Linked DNA regions of Homo sapiens: region 2 is linked to region 1. A link is an interaction called in ENCODE POLR2A ChIA-PET data of the cell type or tissue named here. Cell type or tissue: PC-3. All regions are shown on one strand. Links, peaks and the distances in the headings refer to the core of each region. The heading gives the core; the rest is flanking DNA.

Region 1 (5,842 bases), core at 1,486-3,985:
AAGATTATTTAATCTAAATAACTGCAATGTGAAGTCTGGCAGTAGGACATCATCAATTAAATTTGAAACATATCCAGCTTCAGCTTGATTTAGTAACCCTAATAATCATAAAACCCAATACAATTGCTTCAAAGAGAATAAAATACCTAGGATACAACTTACAAGGGATGTGAAGGACCTCTTCAAGGAGAACTACAAACCACTGCTCAAGGAAGTACGAGGGAACACAAACAAATGGAAAAAATATTCCATGCTCATGGATAGGAAGAATCAACGTTGTGACAATGGCCATACTGCCTGAAGTAATTTACATATTCAATGCTATCCCCATCAATCTACCATTGACTTCCTTCACAGAATTAGAAAAAACTACTTTAAATTTCATATGGAACCAAAAAAGAGCCCATACAGCCAAGACAATCCTAAGCAAAAGAACAAAGCTGGAGGCATCATGCTACCTGACTTCAAACTATACTACAAGGCCACGGTAATCAAAACAGCATGGTACTGGTACCAAAACCCATATATAGACCAATGGAACAGAAAAGGGGCCTCATAAGTGATGTCATACATCTACAACCATCTGATCTTTGACAAATCTGACGAAAACAAGAAATGTGGGAAGGATTCCCCATTTAATAAGTGGTGTTGGGAAAACTTGCTAGCCATATGAAGAAAACTGAAACTGGACCCCTTCCTTATACCTTATACAAAAATTAACTCAAGATGGATTAAAGACTTACATGTGAGACCGAAAACCAGAAAAACCCTAGAAGAAAACGTAGGCAATACCATTCAGGACATAGGCATAGGCAAAGACTTCATGACTAAAATACCAAAAACAATGGCAACAAAGCCAAAATAGATAAATAGGATCTAATTAAACTAAAGAGCTTCTGCACAGCAAAAGAAACCACTGTCAGAGTGAACAGTCAACCTATAGAATGGGAGAAAATTTTTGCAACCTACTCATCTGACAAAGGGCTAATATCCAGAATCTATAATGAACTCAAACAGATTTACAAGAAACAAACAACCCCATCAAAAAGTGGGCGAAGGATATGAACAGACACTTCTCAAAAGAAGACATTTATGCAGCCAAAAAACACAGGAAAAAATGCTCACCATCACTGGCCATCAGAGAAATGCAAATCAAAACCACAATGAGATACCGTCTCACACCAGTTATAATGGCGCTCATTAAAAAGTCAGGAAACAACAGGTGCTGGAGAGGATGTGGAGAAGTAGGAACACTTTTACACTTTTGGTGGGACTGTAAACTAGTTCAACCATTGTGGAAGTCTGTGTGGCAATTCCTCAGGGATCTAGAACTAGAAATACCATTTGACCCAGCCATCCCATTACTGGGTATATACCCAAAGGATTATAAATCATGCTGCTATAAAGACACATGCACGCGTATGTTTATTGCGGCACTATTCACAATAGCAAAGACTTGGAACCAACCCAGATGTCCAACGATGATACACTGGGTTAAGAAAATGTGGCACATATACACCATGGAATGCTATGCAGCCATAAAAAATGATGAGTTCGTGTCCTTTGTAGGGACATGGATGAAGCTGGAAACCATCATTCTCAGCAAACTATTGCAAGGACAAGAAACCAAACACCGCATATTCTCACTCACAGGTGGGAATTGAACAATGAGAACACATGGACACAGGAAGGGGAACATCACACACTGGGGACTGTTGTGGGATGGGGGGAGGGGGGAGGGATAGCATTAGGTGATATACCTAATGCTAAATGATGAGTTAATGGGTGCGGCACACCAGCATGGCACATGTATACATATGTAACTAACCTGCACATTGTGCACATGTACCCTAAAACTTAAAGTATAATAATAATTGAAAAAAGGGAGATATTCAAAATATTGCTGACTGAACATTTTAAGATTGAAAAGACTTTAAGCTCAGTTTGTATATTATTTTCAAAAAGAAAACAGGGCTTTTCTGAAGAACAGAAACTATTAATATACTCTGCATCAATGACAATGGTAAGGAACTCAGTGAGTATTTGATGAGTCACACAATGCTGTCCAGGGGAGTGAGAGATCATCTCCAAACCCCCATTAGCTTTTATGTGGCCTCTTCGGCTTAAACTAGGAACCAAATGGACATAAGGCAGATTTACAAGAGAAAAACATATACATGTTGTTAGTTTTACATGTACATGGGGATTTTCACAAGAGACTGATGTCCACAGACATGGTCAAAGCAAAATGCTTTTATGTGTTTTGGACAAAGAATGAAAAATTTGTAAAGAAATGATGGGACAAGAGGACCTGGTTAGGGGCAGTAAATTCTAGGGAAGTCACTAGGAGATACATGGTGGGCGGGGTGTAAAACTACTGCAAGATAAGGGTTACTTCGGGAAGTTCCTTTCTTCAGGTCCATTGCAGCCCCCTGATTACCACTCTGGAGATAAAGGCTGTTTTCTCTCTCTGGTACAGGGACGGTATCCCTCCCAGAGGAATCTTTATGACTTGATGCATGCAGAAAGGGACAGGTCGTCTAGCCCTTTCTGAAACTCCAATTTCTCCAATGTTTTTAATTTGAAATAATCAATTTACCAATTTGGCAAATTTTGGGATGGTATATCCTTCAGTCCCTTAGCTACTTTGAAGTATTTGGTGGTGATATTGAATTATTGTGGTTTATGTGTTTTAATTATCTTGTATAATTATCTCATATAATTTCTCATATGAATTATTACTTGCCTGACAGATGCATGTGGTCTTTTAGCATTTTGTTAGCATTTGCAAGTTGGCAACTGTTCTCTTATATACATCATTCTCTCCATTAAATATCAGTGCAAGTGATTAAAGCTGGTAAAGAATAAAACAGGTGTCAGTATAATTAAAGTGGGACTTTAAAAACCAAACCAAATAAAGAAGAATGTAACAAAAATCATTTTTTGAGAGTTGTTTTGTATTTCAGGAGAGATGCATGAGAGATTATGGAGAAGATATCTAGTATCTAGTCCCTCCTCACTTTTTCCCTGACTGTATGAAAATGTCTCTCTACAGTTGCTTTGTTTGAATCAGGATCCAAGCAAGGCCCACATGTTGCATTTGGCTGATAGTTCTCTTAAAACTTTCTCATGACATTTATTGGTGGAAGGAGCTGGATCTTTTATTTTATTGAATATCTTAAATTCTGAATTTAGCTTTGTATACATGTGGTATCCTTTAACAGTTTTTTTTTTAATTTTTAAAAATTTTACTTTAAGTTCCGGGATACATGTGCAGAATGTGCAGGTTTGTTACGTAGGTATACATATGCCATGGTGGTTTGCTGCACCTATCAACCCGTCATCTAGGTTTTAAGCCCTGCATACATTAGGTATTTGTCCTAATTCTCTCCCTCCCCTTTTCCCCAACCCCTGACAGGCCTTGTTGTGTGTTGTTCCCCATCCTGTGTCCATATGTTTTCATTGTTCAACTCCCACTTATGAGTGAGAACATGCAGTGTTTGACTTTCTGTTCCTGTGTTTAACAGTTTTCTATATCCTACATAGATGGAAAAACTTGCTTATATTAGCATTTTTGTTTTGTGTGGTTTAAGGACAAGAATCTTTCATTGCTGGTGTTGTGCATGTCCTGTTGCATCACAGCAGGAGGCACATGTCTAGTCTTTTATTGATGAGAAGACATAAAAGTGGTGTGTTAATCCATTTGCATTGTTATAAAGGAATACCTGAGACTGGGTAATTTATAAGAAAAGAGGATAATTTGGCTCACAGTTATGCAGGCTGTACATGAAGCCTAGTGCCAGCATCTACTTCTGGTGAGACCTCAGGAAGCTTACAATCGTGGTGGAAGGCAAAGGGGAGCCAGCATGTAACATGGTGAGAGAGAGAGAGGGAGGAGGTACCAGCCTCTTTTAATCAACCAGTCTCACATGAACTCATAGACTAAGAACTCACTCATTACCATGAGGACAGCACTAAGCCATTCATGACCAAACACCTCCCACTAGGCCCACCTGCAACATTGGAGATCACATTTCAGCATGAGATTTGGAAAACACAAAATATCCAAACCATATCAGGTGGTTCAGGTGATACTAGCCTGATCCATTCATTATGAAAACCGTAGGCTTTATGATTTTAATAATTACTGCAAATAATTTTTTAGACCCATTCTCTTATTAGGTATTTTAACATGATGATTTTCTGCTTTCCACAATGGATGAATTAATTTATATTCCAATCAGTGATGAATAAGCATTCCCTTTTTTTCTGTGATTCCTAAAAGAACTTAAAATTACCATTCAAACCAGGAATCCCATTATTAGGTATATACTCAAAGGACTATAAATCTTTCTACCATAAAGACACATGCATGCATATGTTCATCGCAGCACTATTCGCAACATCAAACACATGGAATCAACCCAAATGCCCATCAGTAGTAGAAAGGATAAAGAAAATGTGGTATATATACACCATGGGATAATATGCAGTCATAAAAAAATGAGATCATATCCTTTGCAGCAACATAGATGGAGTTGGAGGCCATTATCCTAAGCAAACGGACACAGAAACAGAAAACCAAATACCACATGTTCTCACTTATAAGTGGGAGCTACTCATTGAGTACATATGAACACGAAGAAGGAAACAACAGACCCTAGGGCCTACTTGAGGGTGGAGGGTGGGAGAAGGGCGAGGATTGAAAAACTACTTATTGTGTACTATGCTTACTACCTGGGTGATGAAATAATCTGCACACCAAATCCCTATGACATGTAATTTACCTACATAACAAACCTACACATGTACTCCTCAACCTAAAATAAAAGTAAAAAATAAAAACTATTTTTCTAATTCTCTCATTTTTGCCTTTTATTGGCTAAAATTCTATTATAAACAAGAATTTTATCTCTTCTTTTAGATGAATTGATATTTTTATGATTCCATTTAACCTCCTGTATTGGCTTATTAGGTACATCTGTTTTTTGTTTGTGCTTTATTTTTAAGATTGCTTCAGACTTTATAGAATACTTCTTCAGCTTATTACAATTTACTTTCAAGTAATATTGTATTCCTTCACATGGATTAATAGTTTAAGAACCTTCAAGCGGTATACTTCTATTTCCCTCATTTTGCTATTTTTGTCCAACATTTACTTCTACATATATTATAAATCCCACATGTTAAAACCTTTTAAAACATTTTTAAAAAGTTGAAAAATAAAAATGTATATTTATTCATGTTTACCATTTTAGTGCTCTTCATTCCTTTCTGTAGATCCAGATATTAACCTGATATAATGTCCCATCTGCCTAAAAGACTAACAGTTATTGTAAGCAGGAATGCTGTCAACGAACTAGCTCAGCTTTTATTTTTATCTGGAAATATTTCACATTTGTGTTTGAAAGTTACTTTTTTTGAGTATAGAATTTCAGTTTGATGTTTTTCTTTCAATACTCCTAAGTTAATGTTTCTCTACTATCTTTTGGCTTGCATCATTTCTGAAGTAAAGTCTGCTGTTCTAATTTTTGTTTTACATATTACATGTAAGGTGTCTTTTTGTTTCTTCTTTCTTCAGATTTTATCTTTATCACTGAGTTTTGAGCATTTGAATTAATTTTTTTGTCATTAATCATGTGCCTTAATGGCTTTTTTCATGTTTATTTTCCTTCGCTTTGACTGAGTTACTTGTATCTGTGCATTTATAGTTTTCACCAAATTTGGAAAATTTTCTGCCATTATTCCTTCAAATATTTTTGTCCGCCATTCCTGCTTCTCTTTTGATACTCTAATACATATATATGGGGCTACTTAAAGTTGTCTCATAGCATACTGATAC
Region 2 (5,842 bases), core at 1,730-4,229, 260 kb after region 1:
TTCTCACATGAACTCTACTCATCCACTTCTGTTTCCCAACAAACTTGGCTCTTCTGCTTAACACATGAACTTGCTCCAGTAACTCCCATCTGAAAATATTAATAAACCCTCCAAGGCACTGTTGATTTTCTCTCTCCATCCCTTTTCATCTTAAATTTGCAGAAAGGCATCTGTTCTGATTCCTCCCACTCCCTCATCTCTCTTTTGTTTCTCAAACAACTGCTATCATCTGTTGCAAGCACTTTTCTGAAACTGCTCTTGCCAATGTCACCAATAACTGTATAACTGAAAAATAGAGTAAATCCCCCAGACCTTTTAAGGAAGGTCAAGGTTAACCATGCCAATTGTCAAATGTAAATTCTACAATAAAATATAATTTCATACCCACCAGATTGGCACTATTTTAAATGCCTTGGCAAGAGGTGGAGAAATGGGAGCGCCACTGCACAGTTGTTTGGAGGGTAAATTTACCTAATCACTTTGAGATAACAAAAGGAGGACTAATTAAGTAAGTTGAAGGTGTGCACACTTTGGGAGGCCAAGGTGGGCAGATCACTTGAGGTCAGGAGTTTGAGACCTGCCTGGCCAATATGGTGAAACCCCGTCTCTACTAAAAATACAAAAATTAGCCGGGTGTGGTGGCATGCACCTGTAATCCCAGCTACTCAGGAGGCGGAGGCACAAGAATTGCTTGAACCCAGGAGGCGGAGGTTGCAGTGAGCTGAAAGCACACCACTGCACTCTAGCCCCTGCGACAAGACTGAAACTCTGTCTCAAAAAAAAAAAAAAAAAAAAAAAAAAAAAAAGATGTATAGAGCCTTTGACCAAGATTTTTTCTTCTTGCAGTAATTCTTAGGGACATTCTGGCCAATATACACCAGGAAACACATGCACAATCCTTTAAAGCAATGTAAAAACTGAAAACAATTCAAATGTCCATTGCCAAAAGAAATGATAAATAGATCGTAGTATCATTCCTCAATGACATGCCGTACGATATTGCAAATTAAGAAGTCAAACATATTCATGAGGTTAAATCTCACAGTCAAACAAGCATAATGTTAATCAGAAAAAGACTTGTCATAAAATTTTATACAGCATAACAATGATACACATAATTGTGCAAAAGTAGACAATATATTATTTAGAAATTCAAGCAACTGTGGTAAAATTCTAAAGAAACGGAAAGGCATGAAACCCAAAATTCAAGATAAAGGTGTTATTTCAAGACAAAGCTTTCAAGATAAAGTGACTTTCAGAGAGTGGGTGTAACATCAAGATGAGGCACTGGGGCCTTAAAGTTATTGGTTTATGTCTTAAGATCAGTGTTGGATACATGTGTGTTTATTTTACATGTGAGTAACATAGATAATACTTATATATAAGTACTATCAAAATAACCATATCATTACTATTCTTTTGTATGTTTCAATAGTTGGTCATTTTAAAAAGTAGGAAAAACATTTATCTATAAGATGGCAGTTCTTTTTTTCTGGCCAAGGTGAGGTTTAAACTATTTTTAGATTAGAAGATTTTCCTGTTTTTGAATATGTCGAGGTCAGTGTGAGTGGTAGAGATTCTTTCAATTCTGATATCCTGTCCCAAATGAAAGCAGGTATTCTGAAACATGTCCTTTTGCAAGTAAACCAGAAAACTTACTTCTTGGAAAAGGTCTTTTGCTATTTCTTATACGGTCTAACAGATTCACCACTGATATTCAAACAGCAATAGGCACAGCTTTGATTTTTCTAAATGCAATAGATTAAAATTCACCTTTTCTCTTCATAGGACAAGTATTTTTTAAAATCCATTTTAAGTTTCCACTAGTAGAATTCTTCCTAATTTCCACATCTGTCTGATTAAAGTAAGCATCACATAATATCATAGTTGATATTAAACTAATACAAATAATAAAATGTAAAATACATTTTTATTATTGGCATTTAGTACCCCGAGAAAAAAGACTAGAGTGCAAATGAAAATTTCATTCTACACCGTTAAATCTTTTACAACAAACATGTATTATTTTTGTAATTAACAGGAACAAAAAGATATATAAATGATGTGTGTGTTATTAATGAGTTTATGTTTATGGACACAGTTTTAAAGTGTTTCTTCCAGTCAGAAAATTAGTTTTCTTTGTAACTAACATTTTGCGTTAGGCAAAATTGTAGAGAAATCAGCCTTTAGAAGAAACTTTCCACTTTGCTTTTCTTTTTGTAACCTCGTGTCATACGGTTGATCCACCCCAGGGCATTCACTCTCTAATCTCCTTCTGCCTGCTATAATTCTCCTCCTACGCAACAAAATTTCCCCTTCTGAATGTAAATTCCCACCCACTCAGCGCCCCTTTAGTTAGTGGTCATGAGAGTATCACAGGCTCGAATACAGGCAGCCCTTGCTTTGCGCTGTTCTGCTAAAAGCACAAATTTTGCACTCCTAGTACAGTCAAATAACATCAGTCCCCTAAAAACATGACTTAAATTTCAATCATCACGTATATTAACCATGTGTTTAAGTGCATAAAGTACACATTTTACAGCTAGCTCTCAGCCTGTAAATCGCTAGGTAAATATCAAAGGTGCATCAAAATCCGTGATCAATCACATCACTTCTTTGAAATGCTTGCAATGATTGCTCACTGTGCCTCTGCTATTCAGTTCAGGTACAGGTAGCAAATGTGTAGTTGTGTCGCTTCCTTGTCTCTCAGTGATAAGCCCACGTGACATTTTACAAAACTGAGGAAAATGGCCCAAAAAAAAAAAAAAAAAAAAAAAGCACAGCAAAGAAATGAAACGTAGTAATTCTGGAAGTGAAATTCAAATCCAACGTAAAAGAAGAAATGTTAAACAAGAAATAGCTGACCACAGGAATGTGGATGCTGCTTGAGTTCATATTCTCTAGATACACAAGGAAAAATGTATTGAAAGTAAGCTTATTGACATAAATGAGTCAAGTGGTCAAGGCTAAAAAGAGGGAGATTTCCCAGAGGAAGTGACGCCGGTGAAAATCTTTACATTAAAGGAATATTTCTCAATATTGAAAGTGCCGATGATAAAATGTTAAATGCTGATTCAACCTAAGAAAAGAGTATGACAGTTTGGCAAGGCATAGAGAAGATGCTCATTCTAATATCATAAGTTATATGACAAGATGGCAAGCACTATTAAAACTACTCTTGATAAGTTTTTTTACAAACAAAATATTGCAATTCTTAATATGCCTAATGATATAAGTTACAGCGTACTGAGTAAATATTAGTTTTACTTTTTTATACCATACATTGTTATATACTATATACATTTTAAAACAGAAATAAGAGAGTTTTTAATTTTATTAAACATTTTTAAAGTAAAGAAGCCTGTTTTATTTTTTCTGTTGACTCAGACCATTTTGCACAGTTTCAACTTGCATGGTCATTTTCACAGTTCTGAATTACCATGCAAAATGCTGGCTCCCTGTATTTGACACTCAGATGTCTACCACATTAATTGAAATGGAAGCAGCAGCAAATATTGGAAACTAATGGAACTTAGCATAAAGCCCTGACTGACACTTGTCCCCTTTGTGATCTTCACTTTCACTTCACGGCTCAGCTGTAGTTTTTCCATTTGTACAATAGATGTTAGTAATAGCACCCTTTGTAGCATGGTTGTGAGGATTAAATAAGATAAGGAAATGCAAGCAGTAAATTATAAAGCATAATATAAATATTAGTTACTATTAAGGAGCACAAGATTTTGAGTAGGTTAATATCTCCTCACTCATATTCATATTCTAAAATGCAGCAATTAGTAACATAATATACTCATCCAAAGAAATGAACACTAAATAAGAAATTTTCAAACCGTACTGAGGATCAGTGTTTTAGCAAACAACATAGGATATTTAAAGATAGAAATAAGCCCTGGAACTTCTTAAGTCCTACGCCAACCTCTGCTCCATATGTATAAGTTCTATTAACAGATGTTTATCCCCATATCTAACCTTTTTCTCATAGTATCATTTGTTATCTATGTGACAGCTTTGGAAAGTGTAAATAATCTAGATCCACAGTAAAATTTACAAATGGGTCCCAAATTATACTAACTTAATTGTAATCCCAGGCCATAGAGTTGGTTTCAAAAATGCTCACATGCAAGCCCTTATAATGAATGGGTCAATTTATTGGCTGAATAATAAAATCCAGTCTGCCTATAGTGCCCACAACCTCTCATGCTCTAATTTCAGTAATTAGATGGTTTACACACAGGGTTGATGCCATAAAAAAGCGATCAAAAATGGGTTGGCTCTCAGAAGGAAGGAGAGGAGTAAGCAGGATTCCGAATACCTGTATCCCCAAACGGTGCAAGCAAAAATCTTGCGGTTCTCAGGCAAGATGATGTTACCCAAATTTTTAAAATTTACTATGGAACATATAAAAGTAGAATAGCCCACTATTCTATTTATAAACAATAAAAATATTGTCCAGCCTCTGCAATTATCAACATTTTGTTAAACTTGCTCAATTATACTAAGGATCAGCAAACTTTTTCTGTAAAGGGTCAGATAGTAAATAGTTTCAGCTTTGCAGACCATATGGTCCCAGTCACAACTATTCGACTCTGTTCTTGTAGTGTGACAGTAGCCATAGACAATATATAAACAAATGACGGTGGCTGTGTCCCAATAAAATTTTATTTACAAAAACAGCCTATCCCCGCCACCCACAGGCAATCACTCTTCTGATTTCTATTTTCACAGATTAATTTTGCCTGTTCTTGCATATCACAAAAACGTACACTTTTGCTTCTTTTCCTGAGCATAAATTTGAGATTATTCCACATTGTTGTGTATATCAGGAGTTCAATCTTTTGATTCTTGAGTAGTATTCTGTCATATGAGAATAACATTACTCTGTTCACTCAGTCGTCTGTTGATGGATATTTGGGTTGTTTCCAAGGTTTTTTCTATTATGAATGAAACTAAATTAAACATTCTTATTCACATTTTTTTTTTGAGTCGAAGTCTCACTTTGTCACCCAGGCTGGAGTACAGTGGCGCAATCTCAGCTCACCACAACCTCCACCTCTCGGGTTCAAGCGATTCTCCTGCCTCAGCCTCCCAAGTAGCTGGGACTACAGGTGTGCACCACTGCACCCGGCTAATTCTTTGTATTTTTAGTGGAGATGGGGTTTCACCATTTTGGGCAGGCCGGTCTTGAATTCCTGACCTCAGGTGATCCGCCTGCCTCGGCCTCCAAAAGTGCTGGGATTACAAGAATGAGCCACCGCGCCTGGCCCTTGTTCACATATTTTTATGTAACAAAGGTTTAGTTTCCTGAGAGTGGAACTTAGAAATCATAAGGCAGGTATATGATTAGTTAAAAGCTGCTATTACAGTGGCTGTACCATTTTATTCCCCCTCCAGGAATATATAAGAAATCTAGTCGCTCTACATTCTTGTAAACTCTTGGTATTATCAGTCTTTTTAAAATTTTAGCCTTTCTAGTGGTTTTTTAATGATATTCATTGTGATTTTAATTAGCATTTCCATGATGACTGATATTTATAAGCATCTTTTCAAATGTTGGCCATCTCATACATTACTTTGGTGAAGTATCTAAGACTTTTGCCCATTACTAATTGGGTTGTTTGTCTTTTAATTACTGACTTAATTAAACATTTGAGATTTAAATATTTGAGTATCTTGTCAGATGTCATATTGGAAATATTTTCCCAAGGCTATAGTTTCCTTTTCTTAAATAGACTTTACTCTTTAGAACATTTTTAGGTTTACATAAAAATTGCTCAGAAAGTACAGTGTTACCAGTAGCCTCTCTCACTGCCCCCACCCCCAACAG

Evidence for each region. Peaks named below come from ENCODE experiments on the same cell type or tissue, not always from the same donor. Only the 100,000 strongest peaks of a DNase experiment are listed, where the experiment ranks them.
Region 2: POLR2A ChIA-PET joins it to region 1 with 25 read pairs; 4 of 35 experiments call an interaction of 5 or more read pairs at or near these places.

What each region holds. Positions count from the first base shown.
Region 1 is chr13:47,429,877-47,435,718 of GRCh38, reverse strand. No RefSeq gene overlaps it. Among named protein-coding and RNA genes, the nearest start is that of LINC00562, 500 kb to the left of the region's middle. In PC-3, for the core only: no CTCF peak of the experiment used is centred there; no DNase peak of the experiment used is centred there.
Region 2 is chr13:47,165,338-47,171,179 of GRCh38, reverse strand. No RefSeq gene overlaps it. Among named protein-coding and RNA genes, the nearest start is that of HTR2A, 270 kb to the right of the region's middle. In PC-3, for the core only: no CTCF peak of the experiment used is centred there; a DNase peak (open chromatin) is centred at 2,989; H3K4me3 peaks cover 1,662 bases; H3K27ac peaks cover 2,302 bases.